Regions from separate parts of the Homo sapiens genome. Here all the other regions are linked to region 1. Evidence: chromatin contacts called from ENCODE Hi-C or POLR2A ChIA-PET data. All regions are on one chromosome and are shown on one strand. Each heading gives the region's core, a stretch centred on a gene start or an enhancer-like site at or near the end of the contact. The rest is flanking DNA. Distances are from core to core; before and after follow the strand shown. Region 1 holds the start of DFFB (DNA fragmentation factor subunit beta). Region 2 holds the start of TPRG1L (tumor protein p63 regulated 1 like). Region 3 overlaps TP73 (tumor protein p73). Region 4 overlaps LINC02780 (long intergenic non-protein coding RNA 2780).

Region 1 (5,049 bases), core at 1,245-3,744:
CCGCCTCAGCCTCCCAAGTAGCTAGTATTACAGGTGCGCACCACCACACCCAGCTAATTTTTGTATTTTTAGTAGAGATGGGGTTTCACCATGTTGGCCAGGCTGGTCTCGAACTCCTGACCTTAGGTGATCCACCCGCCTCAGCCTCCCAAAGTGTTGGGATTACAGGCGTGGCCAATAAGCCCAGCCCCGATTTTTTTTTTTTTTTTTTTTTTAATACAGGTTCTCGCTCTGTTGCCCAGGCTGTACTGCTGCAGTGGCGTGATCATAGCTCACTGTAACCATGAACTCTCGGGCTCAAATGATCCTCTTGTCTCAGCCTCCTGAGCAGCTAGGACTACAGGCACATGCCACCATGCACAGCTACTTTTTTTTTTTTTTTTTGTAGGGATGGGGTTTCACTGTGTTGTCTAGGCTGGTCTTGAACTCCTCCCACCTTAGTGTCCCAAAGTGTTGGGATTACAGGCGTGAGCCGCCGAGCCTGGCTAGTCTCTGAACCTAACCAACACTCTCTGTTACGGCTCGAAGACATAAATATAGGACCTTTTCAGTCAAACAGAAGGGTGTTTCCAGTATGCTATACTGCCCCCAACAAATCTAAAACAAAGTACTGGCATTTAAGAACCAGCTAAGAGAAATGCACAGGGACTGTGGAGGCAATGCTATTACCTCAGTCTGGTATTTGAAAAGGATTCCTTTTTTAGTCTACCCCCTCCCAAAGACCTTCCAGTTGTACCCTAGGGTCCCCTCTGTGTAAACCTTCAAGTGTTACATAAGATACTTGGAATGTCACTGAAGGATGCCACTTTTAGGCTCTATAAAAATCACCATTAACAATTTGGGAAGAAGCAAAGCTCTGTTGAACATCCAGTTATTGGCTGGTCTTCCTCACCAGAGGCATGAGGGATCCCTGTTGTCCCAGGGGCAGCCATCGACATCCCGACAAATGCCAGAGTACATCTCTCCCCAGGCAGCGATGACTCCATGGCGGTCTCATCCCTCACTACACTTTTCCTAGTGCTGGCATGGTAAAAGGCAATTAACTATAAATTAAACGGAAACTCAGTGTAGCAACTTCCATTTTGTTACAAGACTAGGAAACAAAACTTGTCTCTGATTTTCTTTTTAAGAAGACTTTTAAGTGTGACTGCGCGCGGTGGCTCATGCCTGTAATCCCAGCACTTCGGGAGGCCGAGGAGGGCGTATTACTTGAGGTCAGGAGTTCGAGACCAGCCTGGCCAACATGGTGAAACCCCGTCTCTACTAAAAATAAAAAAATTAGTCGGGCTACTCGGGAGGCTGAGGCAGGAGAATCGCTTGAACCCGGGAGGCGGAGGCTGCAGTGAGCTGAGATCGTGCCATTGCACTCCAGCCTGGGCGACAGAGCGAGACCGTCTCAAAGGCTTATGGGTTTCTGATCAAGTCATCTTAGCGACTGAAAGGGCTTCAGAGAAATCTGAACTTAAGTGCAAACAAAACAAAACAAACTCCAAAACAAAAAACAACCAACCATCAGACTTTAATCTCTATAGGGACAGAGCAATTTTCCTCAAACTTTTGCTCAGCAGAACACATCTGAAACTGGCCCCCTATGTGCTACGCATCCAGAAGAGGAAAAGCCGGATCTGAAAACAATATTCCACGCTAAATGGGCCGTCCCGGCCGGGGCAGGCGGTCCCAGCACCCGTGCTGAGCTCCCCGGCATACGGCACGACGGGGCCGCGCCGGCTCTTCGGCGACAGCAAGGCCGGCATCTAACTCCACACCGTCCGCGCTTGCACCGCGCACCCAGGCTTCGTACCCAGCTCCCAGGTGGGGACCGCGCCCCCGCGGCGCCCGCGCCCCGCGCCCCGCGCCCCGCTCCCCACTCCGGCCCTGGGCCGGCGCCGCAGCGGCCCGGAAGGTACCTGCTTAGAGGGAAGGGCCCCGACTGGCGCTGCCGCGGCCCCGGTGGAGAGGGCGGCTGGGTCGGAGCGGTGCCGCGGCCCGGGGAGGCGGCCAGGCGGCGCCTCAGCACCCGGACCCCAGGGGCGTGCGGGACCCGGCTCTCGTGGACTTCCTCGGCAGCCGCCGCTTCCTCAGACGGAACTCGGGGGGCGCCCCTTCCGCCGCCCCAGGCCGCCTTGCACCCCAAGCTGCTGCGGCAGTGACAGGGAAGAAGCAGACCCGGCCACCTCTGCCCATAGCCCCGGCCGCAGCCTCCACTCTCATGACAACCAAGCCCAGCCCTGGGCCAGGGCCTCTGCGCGTGCGCGACCCCGCCCCACCCCAGGCCGCGCCTGCGCACAAGGGGAGGGCTCCGCTACTCTGGCCCTCAGGGTTGTGTAGTTTCCGGGGCCACGGCACCTGGGCACACCAGGTGGCGTCGCGCCTTTGCTTTCCTGAGCCTTCTGAGTAAGGTAATGTGGTGTCCGTGGGGCGACGCCTGCGCACAAGACCGCGTCGGGCCTCACTTTTCCCAGGCCTTCTGGGTAATGTAGTTTCCGGGATCGGCACCCGGCCTGTGCCAGCTTGCAGAGCTCACCAGGTGCAGACCCCTGCGGCCAGGGCGAGGACGGATCTGAGCAGCTGGGCAGCAGGTGCCACCGCCTGTGGGACCCAGAGGGCTTGAGGACATCTGCAATGCTCCAGAAGCCCAAGAGCGTGAAGCTGCGGGCCCTGCGCAGCCCGAGGAAGTTCGGCGTGGCTGGCCGGAGCTGCCAGGAGGTGCTGCGCAAGGGCTGTCTCCGCTTCCAGGTGCCCGCTGGGCTAGGCGGGGACGGCCCGTCGGGGAGGCGTGTGGGGAGAATAGGAGGTGCCGCTTTTCCTCTTCCAAAACGGAGGGTGCAGGCGGCGCCCGGGGCGGGTAGTTTTCGTTCGCCTCAGCCGCTAGGACCCCGGGCCCCCGCAGCCTGGGGTTCCTGAGCGTGGCTTCAGAACGCAGGGGGGTTGGGGGACGACCTGGATCACCCCTTCCCTCTTCCCACCTCTCGGGCAGGACAGCCCTGCATCAGAGCTAGGAGACCCGGGTAGAGTGCCAGGTACTGGCACGCGGGGTCACGGCTGCTCTGCCTGTCCGGCCTCAGCTTCCCCTTGAGTAACATGAAAGGCTTGGCTAGGTGGGCTCTGCAGGCCCCTTCCAGCCCTCGCAGCTGGGGATTGCAATCGTCACCTTATTCTAGGTTGGTTTTCTTTTTAGACCAGTACTAGGGTTACCAGGTGTGCATTGCCGGGGTCGGTGCGGGTGGGGTGGGAGTAGCCATAAAATGCCTAAAACTGACCAGTGCAGAGTAACAGGGAACCGGACTCCAACAAATTAACAGTGCCACGTGCCGGTCACACTTGTGCACAGAGGCAACCAACCGTTCTCCTTCGTGTGCCAGCACCGCTCTGGCGGCTGTGTGCTGGGGATGGTGGTGTTCAGCTCCTGGCAGCAGGGAGGCGGCGCTGTCAAAGACAGGCTCTATTTGAAGCGCCCTCAGGAGCTCATTTAAAAAGGGTGAATCCTGCAGAGCCAGCAGTCACCCCCTGATGTATGTTTTTCCTGACTCTTCGTATTTTAGAACGGCCCGCAGTCAGGCGCCCTTGCTCCCGCTCCCTCATCCTTGCCTGGGCGTTGGAGCGACTGTGGCATACAGGCGGCAGCCTGAGCCTGCTTCTTTAAGCACAGCTCATTCCGGTCGTTTGTGAGGCCTGCAGATGCAAAGCCCTCGTCTTGAGACCCTTCCTCCTCCTGTTGCTTCTCCCGTCCCTGCAGCTCCCTGAGCGCGGTTCCCGGCTGTGCCTGTACGAGGATGGCACGGAGCTGACGGAAGATTACTTCCCCAGTGTTCCCGACAACGCCGAGCTGGTGCTGCTCACCTTGGGCCAGGCCTGGCAGGGCTGTGAGTGGCAAGGACTTTGGAGGTGGGCGGGAAGCTGGCACTCTCCGAGGTCCTGGGGGCTTAGCTCCAGGTGCCCATCAGGGTGGGGAAGAGTCCCCCTTACTGTGAACTCTCGGGTCTCAAGGAGGAAGCCCTCTGGAGGCAGAACTGGTCAGCGTCGCTTAGGTGGCAGAGTCCTCAGTCCTCTCGTTCATGAACCCAGCTGTTCAATTGGTCGTCTTTTTCTTCAAAAAATCTTTTAATTTTATTTGCGTTCATTTGAGGTGTCCTAGCAATTCCCAAGAGCAGAGGGAGGGCTTTGGGGTTGGGGCCTGCACAGTTTCATGGGGAAGGTGGAGCCAGGAAGAGATGCTGTTCTGTTCTGCTGGGCTGAGCACCCTTCTGGAAGGACGAGGTGGTGGTTCGTGGGATGCTCTCACATTGTTCTCGGTTGGTGTTTGCTAAGATGCTGTCCTCAGGGCTCAAGTTTGGGGGCAATTGCTTTGAGAGGTGGTTCTTTCGGGGCATCTGTATTGAAGCCTCAGGACACAAAGTCCTGCCTTTCAGAACCAGCCGAATGCCAAGGTCTGCGCTTGTTTGACTCCCGTAAAAGAGAGCTTTTGGCCACTGGGGCAGGAGATGCCATCATGTGCCTTTACCTGGGAGGGTCGGCCAGTGTTGTGCAAATGGGGTCAGGCTCCAGGAGATGCTTCTGGCAGCCCAGGAAGGACATGGGTGCTCTGAGGGATGGAGCTGTGGCTCCTTGGCCTAAGGGGCAAAAAGAGAGAAGTCGAAGAGTAACATCCATGTGGCCACCTCCCCGGCTACAGTGTTGGGGGCTCCACTGTCAGCATTGAGGGGTGACGCCTCTGGTGTGTGCTCCAAGGTTGCAAACCCCCTTTCTCCACTGGGCCTTGTGCTTTTAGAGGAGGCAGCTGGAAAATGTATCACTGTGATGCCCCCTGGGGTGGCCCCTGCAGGAGGTGGGGGCTGGGCAGGGGTATGCTCAGGGTATGCCTCACCTTTGGATGTTATCTTTCTTTCCCATTTCAGGGCATAGTTGAAAGACAGCAGAGCACGTTGCTCTCTCTCTGTCTCTCCCTGCATCTCGCAGTCTCTGTCTCTCTCCTCTGTCTCTGTCTCTGGCTCTCTCTGTCTGTCTCTGTCTCTCTCTCTCTCTGTCCTTCCTTTCTCTGGCGCTTTATCC
Region 2 (5,049 bases), core at 1,546-4,045, 230 kb before region 1:
GAGGGACCTGGTGGGAGGTGATTGGAGCATGGGGGCGATTTCCCCCGTGCTGTTCTTGTCATAGTTCTCACAAGATCTGATGGTTTAAGTGTGGCACATCCCACTACCCCCGCCGCCATGTAAGACGTGCCTTGCTTCCCCTTTGCCTTCCGCCATGATTGTAAGTTTCCTAAGGTCTCCCCAGTCATGTGTAACTGTGAGTCAATGAAACCTCTTTTCTTTATAAATTACCCAGCTTCAGGTAAGTTCTTCATATTAATAGCAGTGGGAAAACAAACAAACACAGTGACCTTATTTGATCAAACATGATGATGATCGACTAAAGATGAGGTCACTAGGGTGGTCCCTAATCCAACAGGGATGTTGCAGAAGAGACCCACCTGGAGAAGGTCGTGTGAAGATGGAGGCAGGGATGGGAGCAGTGCATGAGCAAGCCCAGGACACCAAGCAGGCCTGGCAGAGCAAGACATGCGTCAACCCTCAGGGCTGCAGAGGGAGCATGGCCCTGCACACTCCTTGATTTTGCACTTCTGGCCTCCAGGGCTATGAGGAAACACGTTTCTGTTGTTTTTAAAACAGTTGTTGTTTTTAAAACCAGTTTGTGATGCATTGTGACAGAAGCCCCAGGAAACTCATCCATACTGAGTGAAATTTGTTTATTGTCTAAAATACAGTCCCTCCATCATCTATCCCTCCTATCATTTCTGGAATTTATAGACATCCAAGTCACTCCCCATATCCACAGAAGGCTCAGGCACCTGGTTCAGAATCCTCATTGTCCTGCCAGCTCCCACCAGCAGTCTGCAGCCTCGGCCCCAGCCAGTGTCACTTCATCCCATTCCCTGGACATCTGGTTCCAGGACCACAGCTCCATCCTTGGCGTGGTCCAGAACTTGCTCCTACCTCTCTCCCCCATTCTCCCTCTTTCTCCCCCCCATTCTCTCTCCCTCTCTTTCTCATTCTCCCTTCTCCTCCCTCTTTCTCCCTCCCTCTCTCTGGAATCTCTGGTTCCAGTTGCCCATCACTGACTACAGCTTGCAGCTGTCCAGGTATTTCTCATCTACATCCACTCAGCTCCCTCCCGGCCTCTGTTCTTCCTCCCTCAGGGGTATTCTCCCACTCACCAGCACCTGTTGGATCCGCGGCCATTTCTAACCGGACTGGATACTTGGACCTCAAGGTCCCCGCTGGTAAGATAGCTGGGAGACACTCGTCTGTAGGTCCCTCTGGCAGGTCTTGCTGGGCGTGCCAAGAACACATTGCCCTGACCACTCTTTTCTGGGCCATTTCTCACGCCTGTGCTTGCAGTGGGCACCCTTGCCGGGGAGACAGCCTCCCTGTGGGACAAAGACCACATTGGTCCACAGGATCCAGGGTCCTGTTTTGTAGTGCACCCGCTGTGGTGCAACATGCGTCTGGGCACACCAGCGTCGCCCGTTTCCTGTTGTAGTCTTTCCTCTCTGACTCCAGGGGTATTGGGTCTTTCTGCCAGCGCCCATGCAACTTTGGCAGCCTGGCCTGTCTGCTGGCAAGTGGGGCAGAATCCCTGCACTCCACCATTCTTGGGCAACACTCCCTCTAGGATTTTGGCCTCCCTTTTCTCTCTGGTCTTTGACCACCGCTACCCAGCAAACTCCTCCATCTAGACCAGCCAGCATTGGTTTCTTCCACTCCCCCAGCTGCCGCGTGGGAGGCGCCACTGCAAACTTCCCTGGGGTCTCCCAGCTGCTCAGAGATCCCCATGCCCTTCCCTGATCAGCTCCCTGCCCGGTTCTCATCCCGGCGATTCTAAACCGTCCATCTTTACAAATACTCCGCTCCATCCCCACTCCCTGACTGAAGTAAACAGATGTATCCTGAACTCCTCATTCTCCCCCCATCTCACTCTCCTCGCCTGTGTGCACCTCGCCTCGTGTGTCTTCCTCACCTCCGAGCAGAGGGATCTGTCCTCCTGCCCGAAGGTAACCCTGACCCCTGGACTCTGCGCCTCCTTCCCGCAGCCTCCACCAGATTGCGGGTCCGTTCACCGCCCCCCTCCACACGCGCTGGGGGCACCTCCGGGAGCTGGGGCTAGCGCAGGGCACACACATGTTCCACCTCGAACTGCGAGCGCTGACCGGGATCTCTGGGCAGCCCTCTCTGTGTGCACTGGCTTGCTGAAGGCTCGCGACAGCCTGGGCCCGGGCGCGCATTCCAGCACTTTCTACCCTCCGGCTTCAGAGTGCATTGCTCTGTGGATCCGTCACGAATAAGCCGTGTGTGAAGAACGCCAGGTCCCGGCAGAAGATCGCTGCCCGGCGTGCGAACTCCCCCACGGTGCACCAGGGCCGCCGCCCTGCATCCTCCAACCTCAGCTCCCCGGCACCGCGACCCTCCGTGCAGTGCGAGCCCCCGATGGGCGCGCGCCCCCACCTGCGCTCCAGAAGGCCGAAGGGGGCATCCCACTTGCAGGGCGGGTCACCCGCTTTCCCCGCGGGCCAAGGGGCTCCAAGATTCCCAGCCCCTCCTTCCCAGCCGCTCCGCGACACCCTGGCAACCGGCTTCGGCCCCGCCCCTTCTCGTTGTGTAAACAGGAAGTGAGCCTGCGCGTGACGGTCGCTTCCGGCCCGGCGAGGGGCGGGAGCGATTGTGAACGGCGGCGGGGCAGAGCCAATCGCGGAAAACGGCAGGAGGAGAGCCAATCCCGAGGGTCGGCGGACGCGGGAAGGGGCGGAGCCAGAGGCGGGGCCGGCAAGGCGGAGCCAATCGCGGCGGTCCGCGGGGCGGGGCCGGGGGCGCGGCCGGGTGGTGGCGGTGGCTGCGGCGACGGCGGTCGCGTCGGCGTCAGGGTCGGGGTCGGTAAGGGGTGCGGCAATGCTGCAACTGCGGGACTCGGTGGACTCGGCCGGTACGAGCCCCACGGCGGTGCTGGCGGCCGGCGAGGAGGTGGGGGCAGGCGGCGGCCCGGGCGGGGGGCGGCCGGGGGCGGGGACGCCGCTGCGCCAGACACTCTGGCCTCTCAGCATCCACGACCCCACGCGCCGCGCCCGCGTCAAGGAGTACTTCGTGTTCCGGGTGAGGCAGGGGCCAGGGCCGGGGCGGGGGCCGAGGGCGCGGGGCGGGATGGGGGCGGGTGGGGTCGGAGGCGGGCGCCGGGCGGTCCCGCAGGGAGCGAGCTGTGACCTGTGATCTTTGCCCCCGTCCCCCACCCCGCAACCCGCCCAGCCCGGCAGCATCGAGCAGGCAGTGGAGGAGATCCGCGTGGTGGTGCGGCCCGTGGAGGACGGCGAGATCCAGGGAGTGTGGCTGCTTACCGAGTAAGCCGGGGCTGCGCTCTCCTTGGTGGGGGGACTCGCCCCGAGCCGCCGCGCAGCACCTTGCGAGGACTTCCCGGGGTGCTCGTGCCACGCTCAGGCGCCCCGTGCCGCCCCTGCTGCCCTTCCAGGCGGGCTGGCCTTGGCTAAGTCGAGACAGCCGCGTCCAGTGTGGACTGAGGCCCCTCCTCTGCCTACAGGGTGGATCACTGGAACAATGAGAAGGAGCGGCTGGTGCTGGTCACGGAGCAGTCCCTGCTTATCTGTAAATACGACTTCATCAGTCTCCAGTGCCAGCAGGTGGTGCGGATAGCGCTCAACGCAGTAGACACCATTTCCTACGGAGAATTCCAGTTTCCCCCTAAATCGCTCAACAAGTAAGCCTGTTCAGAGTCCAGTATCACTGGACCTAAGCACCAGAGTGGACCTTACAATTCAGCCCTTTTAAATCAGCCCCCCAAGCGGTGTGTCTTCTCTGTCATTAATTATAAGCACAAAGGCTCCAGCTCCAAATATCAATGGGAAGTTCCTTAAAAAGAAGCGACTTCTGGGCAATTGAGTGCATTAAAAGGAATTCTGGCACAGAAGGCAGCTATTAGGCTGGTAGTAAAAAGACTTACATGAGTTCAGGATGCATTGAAGTAGAGCCCAGCGTGTTAAAAAGGAACTTGGATGTTCTTCAGGAAAAGTCCAAACTCTGCATTTTTCTCCAGCCAGGGACAGATTGCATATGACACATCAAGTCTTGCTCTGGCTAATTTTTTAAAGAGAAATGGAGGGTCCCGTTGTAATTTATAGATACCACTAAAAGACAAATTTGGAAATATTTAATGACCAGCTTTCAGGAGTTGATCTTTTTGCTGTAGGATAATTTTCTGACGTGAGGAACCTAAACATTACTACAGTCAGTTAAGCTGTAGAACTTGGGTTTTTGATGGAGAGATTTGGATGGGGGATTCAGGAAGCTAAAATAAAAATTTTACCTTTTGGTTAAAACATTTAATATGACATAAGGAAAAGGAAGATTACACTTCCTTTTCACTCATTTGGCTAGCCTATCTATAATTATTCCCTTTTTTTTTTTTTTTTGAGACGGAGTCCCACTCTGTCACCCAGGCACCAGTGGTGCAGTCTTGGTTCACTGCATCCTCCACCTCCTAGGCTTAAGTGATCCTCTCACCTCAGCCTCCCAAGTAGCTAGGACTACAGGTGCCCGCCACCACACCCAGCTAATTTTTGTATTTTTTGTAGAGATGGGGTTTTGCTAGGTTGCCCAGGCTGTTCTCAAACTCCTGGGCTCAAGAGATCCGCCCATTTTGGCCTCCCAAAGCGCTGGGATTATAGATGTCAGCCACCGTGCCCAGCCAGTATTCCTGTTTATTAATTTTTAATCATGTAAAGATTACCAAAATAATACATTTAATAACCAAAATATACCTAATTTGTCATATTTATACCCACAGTATTTAAAGCAATTGTTAGTGGAGATTGAAGTTACTACTAAAAACCACAGGCCGGCCAGGCACGGTGGCTCACGCCTGTAATCCCAGCACCTTGGGAGGCTGAGGCGGGCGGATCACCTGAGGTCAGGAGTTTGAGACCAGCCTGACCAAAATGGATAAACCCTGTCTCTACTAAAAATACAAAATTAGCTGGGTGTGGTGGTGCATGCCTGTAATCCCAGCTACTCCGGAGGCTGAGTTGGGAGAATCGCTTGAACCCAGGAGGTGGAGGATGCAGCGAGCCAACATCAGGC
Region 3 (5,049 bases), core at 1,797-4,296, 180 kb before region 1:
CTGGCCTGGCCTGGAGAGATAGGGATGAGATGGGAGGGCAGGAAGGGGGTGGTAGACAAAGGCTGAACACAGAGAGCACATAGCCAGGCATGTGGGGACTGGGGACAGGGGACAAGGAGGGCACCCATGGGGACAAGAGATAGGGAGAGGACAGAGGGACAGGAGACGGGGAGGGACAGAGGATGGGGGACAAGGAGGGGACAGGAGGACGGGGACAGGGAGGGGACACAGAAACAGGAGCTAGGACGGGGACAGAGGATGGGAGAAGGAGAGGTCAAAGGGACAGGGAACAGGGAGGGGACCCATGGGGATAGGGCAGGGATCTATGGGGACAAGGGACAGGGAGGGGACAGAGAAACAGGAGATGGGGAGGGGACAGAGGGATGCAGACAGGGAGGGGATAGAAGATGGGGGGCTAGGGGACAAAGGGAAAGGGGACAGGGAAGGAACCTATGGGGGACAGGGAGACAGGGGGACAGGGAGAGGACAGAGGAACAGGGGACAGGGAGGGGATGCTTGGGGACAGGGAGGGAATGCTTGGGACAGGGCAGGGGGACAGGGGGCTGTGGCTTTCGTGGGAAGCTATGGAAGACGAGGCCAGAGGGGTTGGGCAGGGTGAGATGAGAGAGGCTGAGAGCCCCTCACCGGCTGCGGACTCCTCCCCACAGGGCAGAGGGGAGCATTCGGGTGCGGCCAGGCCATCAGAGGACCTGGGCTTGGCTGGAGTCCCAGCTCCTCAGCCCTCAGTAGCTTTGGGCCAGCCACTGGGCCTCCTGGCCTCCACTTGCTCATCTCTGAACTGGGGCAGGGTTGGCGTGTGAGCCTGAGGCCCTGCAAAGTGCCTGGCCAGCCTCAGCTCGGAGCCATGGCACAGCACCCCCTCTCCGCCACGGCCCCGACAGCTGGGCGTGCGTTCTGCTGTGGGCAGCTGCCCTGAGCAACGTAGGGTGCTAAGCAGCATCCCTGTCTTGCACACTAGATTCCACAGCACCCTCTGACCCCGTGGAAAATGTCCCCACATGGGAATATCCTCTGGGGGTGGAACTGCCCCTGGTGAGAACCCCTAGGCTGAGACCTCAGAAGGCCCTGAGTCAAACCGAGAAGTCATCAGAGAGCCTTGTTTTCAGCTCCAGGGAGCTTGGGCAGGCTGGTTTTCTGGGCCACACAGTCCCCTCCCCAGCCCACCTGTGCTCCGTGGGTCCCGGGGAAGCTGTGGGGGCCTAATTGCTGGTGTGAGTTCCTTTCCTGTTCTGAGTCACACGTGTGTGGGGGCTCTCCCTGTGGTGCAGCTGGTACAGCGGCCCCTGGAGTTGAGGATCCAAGCAGGCTGAGGTCTGGGTTTGCCGGAGGGCCCTCGGTGGCTGGTCTTTGTCCTGCTCCCACTGCTGTGGGCACTGTAGGACTTGGAACGCTGGTCACCTTTCCAGCCTGGCAAAGGGAGGGGACTTGTCTGAGGCCTCATGGAAGTTGGGGCAGGGTCGAGGTGCCCTGCTTCCTGGGTGTGCCAGCAGCCTACAGCCTGGCTACAGCGTAACCAGGAACACCCAGCACAACTGTCCTTTGCAACTCTGTGCCCTGACTTGATGGTGCCAGGGCTGGGGGGGTGCCGGCCAGCAGCTCCCCAATGACCACCCCCAAATGCTGTGGCCACACAAAGCCTTCCACTGCAAGACCTGTGGTAATACACACTGGACGCCCCTGTTACAACTGAGAACTCATTTATTTCATTTCCTTCCTTCCCTTTTTTTTTTTTTTTTTTTTAGAGTTGTGGTCTAGCTCTGTTGCCCAGACTGGAGTGCAGTGGTGCAATCATGGCTCACTGCAGCCTCGAGCCCCTGGGCTCAAGTGATTCTCCCACCTCAGCACCCTGCGTGGTTTGGACTGCAGGCACATGCCATCACGCCCTCATGCCCAGCTAATATTTTTTTAAGTTTTTGGAGAGCTGAGGTCTCCCTGTGTTGCCCAGGCTGGTCTCAAGCCCTTGGGCTCAAGTAATCCTCCCTCCTTGGCCTCCTAAAGTGTTGGGATTACAGTTATGAACCACTGCACCCAGCCCATCCCTCCTAGACTAAATCTTCTTAGAAAAACCTACACTTCCAATAATGTATTTGCATTTTATGATGTTGATAAAACTTCCTAAAGATGTCTTATGAAATTGGTCTCCTTTCCCCATTGATACACATGATTTTTAAAACTATTGGCAACGTTTCAAAAGCAATTTCTGTTTTGTCCCAGAACCGTGATCCCCTTGTGAACGAATTTTCAAATTAAAAGGCAAATGGTTGGGAAAATTGGATTTAATTGAAAGGCCATTTTATTAGAATTGACTTATTTTTCTCGCCACTGGGATCCTTGCCTGAAAGGCGGCTGTGGGCAGAGGGCACATACTCCCCCTGCCCCAGCGCAGCGTCCCTGCACCCCCAACAGAGCTTCCTGTTCCTCATGCCCAGTACTCCCAGATGCCTGCGGAGCCAGTCATCAGCTCAGGTGTGTGAGGCCGGTTGGGGGAGCCCCTGCCTGGCGCCTGTGCCTGTGAGCAGTGTTCCTGTGGGGCCCTGGGACCAATGCTACCAGCGTTGGCGTTTTCCCAGGAAGTTGGGAATCAGGCATCTCGTGGCTTCCGGTTCAAGTTCCTCCGTGTGCTTTAAGTCTGGGCAGGTTTCCGGGTCCTGGTTTTGGCTAATGAGGAACCCGATTCCCATGGGGGAGGCCGGTGGCTGCAGCAGGGCCCCGAGCAGTGGCAAGGCTGGCCCTCATGACAGTGTCCTCCTCAGGGGGCCTGTCCCAGGCTCTTCATGACTCCCCTGGAGGCTTGTTAAAGGGGCAGATTCCTGGGCCCTGCCCCAGCCCCACTGTGGGGAGGGGTGTCCTGGAAGATGCATCTGCCCAGGGCTTCCGGCTGGTCCACACGCCTGCACCTGGAGGCCCACTGCCCACATCTCAGGCAAACAGGCCTGGGGATGTTTGGGGACCCAACTCCTGGCGTGGAGGAAGCCCCTTTCCCACCCCACATGCTCCTGGTGGTGGCCTGTCCTGTGAGCCTGGAGGGCCGGACGGGTGGGATCGGGGACCCACGACCACGCTCGCTGGCCTCTGTCCTGTGCCCAGGCAGGGATGAGAGGCCAAGCTGGTGTCCTGCAGTGCACAGTGGGTGCCGGTCAGGGGATGTGGAAGCTGGGTCTCCGGCAGGCAGAGGCGCGCTGACAAGAAGGGTCGCTGTTCCTCATTCAGGGTTCAGTGGGAAGAGAGGGTGTCGCTTCAGGGGGAGTTCACAGGATGCCGACTTGAAAATACAGCCAACGCCCATGTCCCAGGCATAAGATCACAAATCATGTTTTGCCGACCAGTTCCTGTGAGCCCTGAGCCCTGCGCGGAGGGATGCCCCGTGCACACCTGTTCACGGAACCCCTGGACCTCCAGTAGGGGTGCGGCGGGATGCCGTCGGCTCCCACGCTGTCTGTCTCCCTGTCCCTCTCTCTTTCCCTCTGTTTCTCTGTCTGTCTCTGTCTGTCTCTGTCTCCCTGTCTCTCTCCATCTCTCTCTGTCTCTCTCCCTGTCTCTCTGTCTCTGTCTCTCTCCATCTCTCTGTCTCTCTTTGTCCTTGTCTCTCCCTGTCTCTGTCTCTCTCACTCTCTGTCTCTCTTTGTCCTTGTCTCTCTGTTTTGTCTCTCTTTGTCCCTGTCTCTCTGTCTCTGTCTCTCTCTCTCTTTGTCCTTGTATCTCTCTGTCTCTCTTTGTCCCTGTCTCTCTCTGCCTTTGTCTCTCTCCGTCTCTCTTTGTCCCTGTCTCTCTCTGCCTTTGTCTCTCTCCGTCTCTCTTTGTCCTTGTCTCTCTGTTTTGTCTCTCTTTGTCCCTGTCTCTCTGTCTCTGTCTCTGTCTCTCTTTGTCCTTGTATCTCTCTGTCTCTCTTTGTCCCTGTCTCTCTCTGCCTTTGTCTCTCTCCGTCTCTCTGTCTCTCTTCCTGTCTCTCTCTATCTCTTTCCCTGTCTCTTTCTGTCTCTCTTTGTCTCTCTCTTTGTCCCTGTCTCTCTGTCTCTCTTCCTGTCTTTCTCTTTCTTTGTCCTTGTCTCTCTCTCTCTGTCTCTCTCTTCCTGTCTCTATCCCTGTCTCTATGTCTCTGTCTCTCTTTGTCCTTGTTTCTCTCTGTCTCTCTGTCTCTGTCTCTCTCTGTCTTTGTCCCACCTTAGCCTTGGGAGGGGACAGCTCACAGGCTGACAGATGAGGTCATGTGTCCTGAGCATGAGGTTTTCAGGTCTCACCCACGCTGTAGCATGTCAGAGCTTCGTTCCTTTTCATGGCCGCGTAATGTTCCATTGCTTGCTGGCACCACATCTCCTGTGCCCGGCCCTCTGCTGATGGGCGTCTGGGCTATGTGCACCGTTCAGCTACCAGGAATGGTGCTGCTGTGAAGGGAGCTGGGATTTTGTCATCCACCTGCTGTGGATGGCAAGTCCATTTCCATCTCTGGACTCAGGTGGCCCATCTACAAAATGAAGGGGATGCGACCCAGAGGCCTCTGGCGGCAAAACCTTCCCAGGCTTGTCCTCTTGGATCTAAGGGAATTTCTTTCCTCCGAGTCCAGCCCCTCCAGTGCTCCTGCCCTTCAGGAAACATGCCTGGGACCCCTCACTTGTGCCCACCCAGCCTTGGCCCACATACCTGCACCAAGAGGCTACCCTACTCATACTGCTCAGCCCAAAGGGACCCACCGTGGGGTATGGGCAAGGGCGGGTTCTGCTCTCCCCCGGGGCCCTGTGCCAGCCTCAGCTGGACCTGCGGTTCTGCTTCCTGTCACACTCTCCCATTTTAAATTAACGGAATGGTGCGGTCCCCATGCACACCCTCAGCTCCACTGGGGTTTTAGCCCAGCCCAGGATCGGAGGCCTGCAAGGGCACACCCACCTGGCCACGTGATGGTGAAGTGGGGTGGGGCAGGGCAACCAAATTAACTTCTAATTCTAAGAGCCCCTGGAGCATTCATCACCAGCACTTACAGCCGTGTGACCTCACACAAGTCACTTAACCCCTCTGAGCCTTGGGGCTCCTGAA
Region 4 (5,049 bases), core at 1,744-4,243, 150 kb after region 1:
TCAGTTTCCTCATCTGTGCAAGGCTGGGAGTGAGGCTGGTCCATCCCTGCTTCAGCCTCTCAGGAGACTTGTCGTCTGAAGTCACTGGGACTCCACGCTCTGTCTGAGTGTCTTGGGGGACACGGAATCACTGCAGGCTCCTGAGGGCGGGCAGCAGGGGCTCCAAGCCCAGCCCTCGGATGGGCAGCCAAGCACCTTCTGCACTGGCCGCACACGGACTTCGCTGTTTAACCTCGTGCTCCTCTCAGATGAAATCCTTGCTCCAATGGGGCCTGCCTGCTCCGTGTGCCTGGAATGTTCCACGTCCCTCCCTGCCCCCTCTGCCTTAGGTCTTATCTGCCCCGTGCCTGCCCCGTCTTAGTGCCAGCTCAATTCCCTCATCTTCCACAGTGCCAGCCACTGAGTTCTGCTTTCCTGAACCTCACGCTCTCTGGCTGCCCCATATCCAGCTGCTAATCACGATAGGGATGTAGCAAGGCAGTACACGATGTTCCGGAATCTTCCCCTTCTCACCTTCAAAAGGAAAAGGGAGGTGAGGAGGTCTTCTCAGAAGGAGGAGGAGGCTTCCCAGCAAAGCCTGAAGAACAAGGGTGTGTTGAGGCCGAAGACGGGGTGCAGGCAGGATGGGCTGCTCCTATGCCTTGAATGTCTGGGGCTAAGGGGCCAGTGTCTGGGGCTCATGCTCTGCCCTGAAGCCACCAGAGGCAGAGCCCAGGCCACATGACCTTGCGTCTTGGGAGCCTGTGTACTGCGAGTCCCTCAGGGAAATAGGAAGGGCACCGGGTTTCCTGTCTCAGGCCAGGGGCACTGCACAGGCTGGGAGCGGTGGGCTCACGGCAGGCACTGGGCGCTAGCTCACTTGTTCACCTTGGAGCATTCACGGTGGGCTCTTCCACTGAACACACAGCAGCCTGCGGGAACTGGAGCAGCAGCCTCCTTCCTTTCCAGGGGACAGAAACCCAGGCACAGAGGGGCTAAATCAGCCACTCCAAGTCACACAGCTAACAAGTGCCAGAGTGGAGACTAAAACCTCAGTTGCTGCCAATGCCGGTGTCCTTAGTTTCTGCTGGGCATCTTTCTCTGTTTTGGACACAAGGGGCTCTGTGCGTCGCGGAAGGTTGGTCGGGAGCAACACAAGTTCCTCCCTGTGTGTGTGCAGGGCAGACAGACACATCCCCTGCCAGCCAGGACCCCGGGGAACAGGTCCTAGAAGAGCTGCCACATACCACAATGGAGGAGAGAGGGGAGCACGCTTCCCTCTGCAATGTATTTGCAGAATTAAACATTTGAATAGGTGTGGATAATTCACATTACAGAGAGACCTGCTGCACACGAACAGGTAGGGTGACTGCTGAGTGGCAGTCCTTTTCGATAGGGTTTGGGTTACAGCAACAGGAGGAGACCATTTCAGAGGAAGAGCAAGAGGAGTCCAGGCTGGGCATGAGGGAGGGGGATGTAGAAGGCAGGGCAAAGGCCTCACCTGCCCAGCTCAGCTGGGGCTGTCTGCATCCCCTGGAGGTCTTGGTAACGCAGGGGTGAGGGCCATGCCGGTAGCCGGGAGCTGTCTCCTGTGCTGTGGCCAAGTGGACCATGTGGAAATGCAACAGGAAGTCCCAGGCATCCCATCATTTTTCTCCACCTTGTTGGAGCAGCTCCTCTGAAGGGAGCCCCAGAGCCCTGTGCTGATGGGTCACTCGCTGCCTTCTGCAATTTCTTTTTCTTTTTCTTTTTCTTTTTTTTTTTGAGATGGAGCCTCGCTCTGTCGCCCAGGCTGGAGTGCAGTGGCGCGATCTCAGCTCACTGCAAGCTCCGCCTCCCGGGTTCACGCCATTCTCCTGCCTCAGCCTCCCGAGTAGCTGGGACTACAGGCGCCCGCCACCACGCCCGGCTAATTTTTTTGTATTTTTAGTAGAGACAGAGTTTCACTGTGTTAGCCAGGCTGGTCTCGATCTCCTTACCTTGTGATCCACCTGCCTCGGCCTCCCAAAGTGCTGGGATTACAGGAGTGAGCCACCGCTCCTGGCCTGCCATCTGCAATTTCTCCTGTTTTCTGCAATGACGGGAGGCTGGAGGCAGTGCCCCTCTAGAGCCCACAACCCCACAGCCCCTGGGCCGGGAGCTCACAGGGAAGTCTATACTTCTTCCAACTCCTGCTGGGGCCAAAGAGAGGGTCTTGGGCTACAGGGCTGCCCCATCTGTGCTGACTCTGGGGCCACCTCTGGTCCCTGGGTAGGGTGTGGGTACTGAGCAGAGCTTCACAGACCCAGTGATTCAGCCAGGGCTTGCCCGCTTGCAAGACCCCCACTTCAAAATGGAATTGGAAAGGAGGGTGTAACTAATTAGTGCCGTTGGGAGTTCCTGAAGGGCTCTGGGGGTGGCCCTCCAGGCAGGGCTGGACTCATGGGTCCAGGCGATGGCCTCAGGACTCTCTCTCCTGGACAGTCCCTCGCCTGGCTCTGTGGGCCTTTGCCTGGCCTCTCTCGCTGTGGCCTGATGCTTCCCTGCAGCTTCCAGCTCCTGTTCCTCGTCATCTTCAAGAAGGGCCCTGCCTGGCTCTGCCTGGGTCCCTGATGCACTCATTATCTACAGCTGCTCACAGGTTACCTGGTTTAGAGCAACAGACATTGATGGTCTCTCATGGTTTCTGAGCTCTAGAATCTAGGAGGGACTTAGCTGGGGGTTCTGCCTCAGGGTTTCTCACGAGGTTGCCATCAAGCTGTTAGCCAAGGCTGCCTCGTCTGAAGGTTCGACTGGGGCCAGAGGGGCTGCTTCCAGGCCCACTCACTTGCTGTCGGCTGGGCCCAGGATGCAGCTCCTTGCCTGATGGCCTCTCTGTAAGGCTGCTTTACAGCATGACTGCTTGCTGTCCCCATAATTTGAGAGTGAGGAGAGAAAGGGGTGGGGAGAGAGAGACAGAAAAAGGGTAGTGAGACAGGCAGAGAGAGACAGAGACAGAGAGATGGGGAGACAGAAAGAGACAGAGAAGCAGAGACAGACAGAAAAAGGGAAGTGTGAGAGACAGAGAGAGACAGATACAGAAGGACAGAAAAAGGGAAGTGAGAGAGACAGAGAGACAGAGAGACAGAGAAAAAAAGGGAAGTGAGAGAGACAGAGAGAGACAAACAGAAAAAGGGAAGTAGAGAGAGACAGAGACAGAGGAAAAAAGGGAAGTGAGAGGCCGGGTGCAGTGGCTCACGCCTATAATCCCAGCACTTTGGGAGGCTGAGGTGGGTGGATCACAAGGTCAGGAGATCGAGACCATCCTGGCTAACACGGTGAGACCCCATCTCTACTAAAAATACAAAAAATTAGCCAGGCGTGGTGGCGGGCGCCTGTAGTCCCAGCTACTCGGGAGGCTGAGGCAGGAGAATGGCGTGAACCTGGGAGGCGGAGCTTGCAGTGAGCCGAGATCGTGCCACTGCACTCCAGCTTGGGTGACAGAGCTAGACTCTGTCTCAAAAAAAAAAAAAAAAAAAAAAGGGAAGTGGGAGACAGAGAGAGACCAAGAGAAAAAGGGAAGTAGAGACAGACAGAGACAGAGAAAAAAAGGGAAGTGGGAGACAGAGAGAGACAAAGAGAAAAAGGGAAGTGAGAGAGACAGAGACAGAGGAGACAGAGAGAGATAGAAAAAGGGAAGTGAGAGACAGACAGAGAAAAAGATACAGAGACAGAAAAAGGGAAGTGAGAGAGACAGAGAGAGACAAAAAGAGAGAAAAAGGAAGAGAAAGACAGAGAGACAAGAGGGAGAGACAGAAATAGGGAGGTGAGGGAGACAGAGACATAAAAAGAGGATGAGACAGAGAGAGAAAAAAAGAGGAAGAGGAGAGTGACAGAGATAGATACAAAGAAGGAAACCACAGTCTTTTTATAACCTAATCTCAGAGGTGACGTCACCCTTTTGCCAGATGATCACACAGACCAGTCCTGATGCCATGGGGAAGGAACTGGGCAGGAGGTGTGAATACCACGAGGTGGGGTCACTGAGCATCACCTTGGAGGCTGGCCACCCACATGCCCAAGCTGGACCTGTCCCTGTTTCCAGCCCCAGTGGCTCCCCTGTGCCTGCAAAGTGGAGGTCACATGACTAGTACCCCTCACCTTGGATCACATGAAGAGAGGCCTGGCAGTTCTCCCCAGCGTCTGACTGCGGGTGATGGCGTGACAGACTCTTATCCGATTGCTGTCATTGAGTGTGACTGGAGGGAACATTCTCTGTTCCCGTTTCTATTTGCTAAGATATTGTTGCCCGTGCGTTCTCTCTGTTGTTAGTGTTGAGTTTCTCAGGCTTAGCTTGGAAACTGTAGCCCCGTCTAACTTCTCGTGTAGGATACTGACGTGCCTCCCTTAACGCTGCAATAAAGAAAGCTGTGCTTGGAAACGTCACCGCTAATGAAGGCATCTTCCAAGATCCTGGACTCCAGAGAGTCTGGAAAAGGTCACTTTTGTCTTAAAAGTGAGCTGTAATTCTGATAAGTTGTCTTCATAATGTGTTGAAGTGGCAATAATATTTGAACCAACATCTTTGCGTAGTTGTCTTACTTCATAATGTGTTGAAGTGACAATAATATTTGAACCAACATCTTTGCGTAGTTGTCTTACTTCATAATGTGTTGAAGTGGCAATAATATTTGAACCAACATCTTCGTTTTCTTAAAGGTATAATATTTGTTATTTTTCTTTATTAAGCCAGAAGAAAGTCATTAGAACATTTTACTTCTTCCCCAAGAATAAAGGAGTAAAAAAGACAGAAAATAATCCTATGATCCTGTTGGATTTTTAAAATTTAAGCAAAGTGACGATCTAATGATTTTTAAATGAACAACAATAATTCTATAAGGAAAGTTGATTTATTCAATTGTAGGAAGCTCATTCCTAAGCTGTTCTATCTGAAGGGTGTGTGGAGACTCCCTGTGGCTAAAATCAGACGGTCCGGGTGGCGCCAGGTGCTTCTCCATGGCTGCAGTTGGCAAATGGCGTTTCCATGCCGGGGAATTCTGGCCAAGCTCTACTGTGTAGAATTTGAGGGATGTGATCAGACAATTGTTTATC

The links. A loop is a pair of places that touch in the nucleus more often than their neighbours do. ChIA-PET counts read pairs that join two places held with the same protein, here RNA polymerase II (POLR2A). Pooled maps may share reads with other maps.
Region 2: a map of B cell shows a loop between it and region 1 (4-fold over the local background). The contact joins the promoter of TPRG1L here to the promoter of DFFB in region 1. A Hi-C loop is called at or near these places in 2 of 168 maps with a recorded cell type or tissue (B cell and CD4-positive, alpha-beta memory T cell), 2 of 37 single-sample maps with no recorded cell type and 13 of 50 pooled maps.
Region 3: a loop to region 1 is called in a pooled map, with 7 times the contacts of the local background. The contact joins the enhancer-like site here to the promoter of DFFB in region 1. A Hi-C loop is called at or near these places in 3 of 37 single-sample maps with no recorded cell type and 5 of 50 pooled maps. POLR2A ChIA-PET finds 5 or more read pairs at or near these places in 1 of 52 experiments (B cell).
Region 4: a map with no recorded cell type shows a loop between it and region 1 (10-fold over the local background). The contact joins the enhancer-like site here to the promoter of DFFB in region 1. A Hi-C loop is called at or near these places in 1 of 37 single-sample maps with no recorded cell type and 4 of 50 pooled maps. POLR2A ChIA-PET finds 5 or more read pairs at or near these places in 2 of 52 experiments (Caco-2 and naive thymus-derived CD4-positive, alpha-beta T cell).

Annotation. Positions count from the first base shown.
Region 1 is chr1:3,854,982-3,860,030 of GRCh38, forward strand. DFFB (DNA fragmentation factor subunit beta) reads left to right here and starts at 2,495. Exons shown (of 7, transcript NM_004402.4): 1 at 2,495-2,736; 2 at 3,737-3,863. The coding sequence starts at 2,623. CEP104 (centrosomal protein 104) reads right to left here and starts at 2,230. Exons shown (of 22, transcript NM_014704.4): 1 at 1,908-2,230. RefSeq lists silencers at 1,897-2,396, 3,327-3,376 and an enhancer at 2,537-2,716.
Region 2 is chr1:3,622,220-3,627,268 of GRCh38, forward strand. TPRG1L (tumor protein p63 regulated 1 like) reads left to right here and starts at 2,796. Exons shown (of 5, transcript NM_182752.4): 1 at 2,796-3,054; 2 at 3,205-3,296; 3 at 3,494-3,670. The coding sequence starts at 2,854. It also overlaps a transcript of MEGF6 not described here. RefSeq lists enhancers at 2,070-2,189, 3,170-3,832 and a silencer at 2,640-2,869.
Region 3 is chr1:3,675,950-3,680,998 of GRCh38, forward strand. The region is part of intron 1 of TP73 (tumor protein p73); the gene reads left to right. Among named protein-coding and RNA genes, the nearest start is that of TP73-AS3, 9.5 kb to the left of the region's middle. RefSeq lists a silencer at 4,283-4,450 and an enhancer at 4,740-5,049. Within about 2 kb of position 3,047, at least 2 of the 41 ENCODE cell types and tissues checked have a DNase peak (open chromatin) inside an H3K27ac peak, as active enhancers do.
Region 4 is chr1:4,004,103-4,009,151 of GRCh38, forward strand. All of the region lies in intron 2 of LINC02780 (long intergenic non-protein coding RNA 2780), which reads left to right. Among named protein-coding and RNA genes, the nearest start is that of LINC02780, 31 kb to the left of the region's middle. Within about 2 kb of position 2,994, at least 3 of the 41 ENCODE cell types and tissues checked have a DNase peak (open chromatin) inside an H3K27ac peak, as active enhancers do.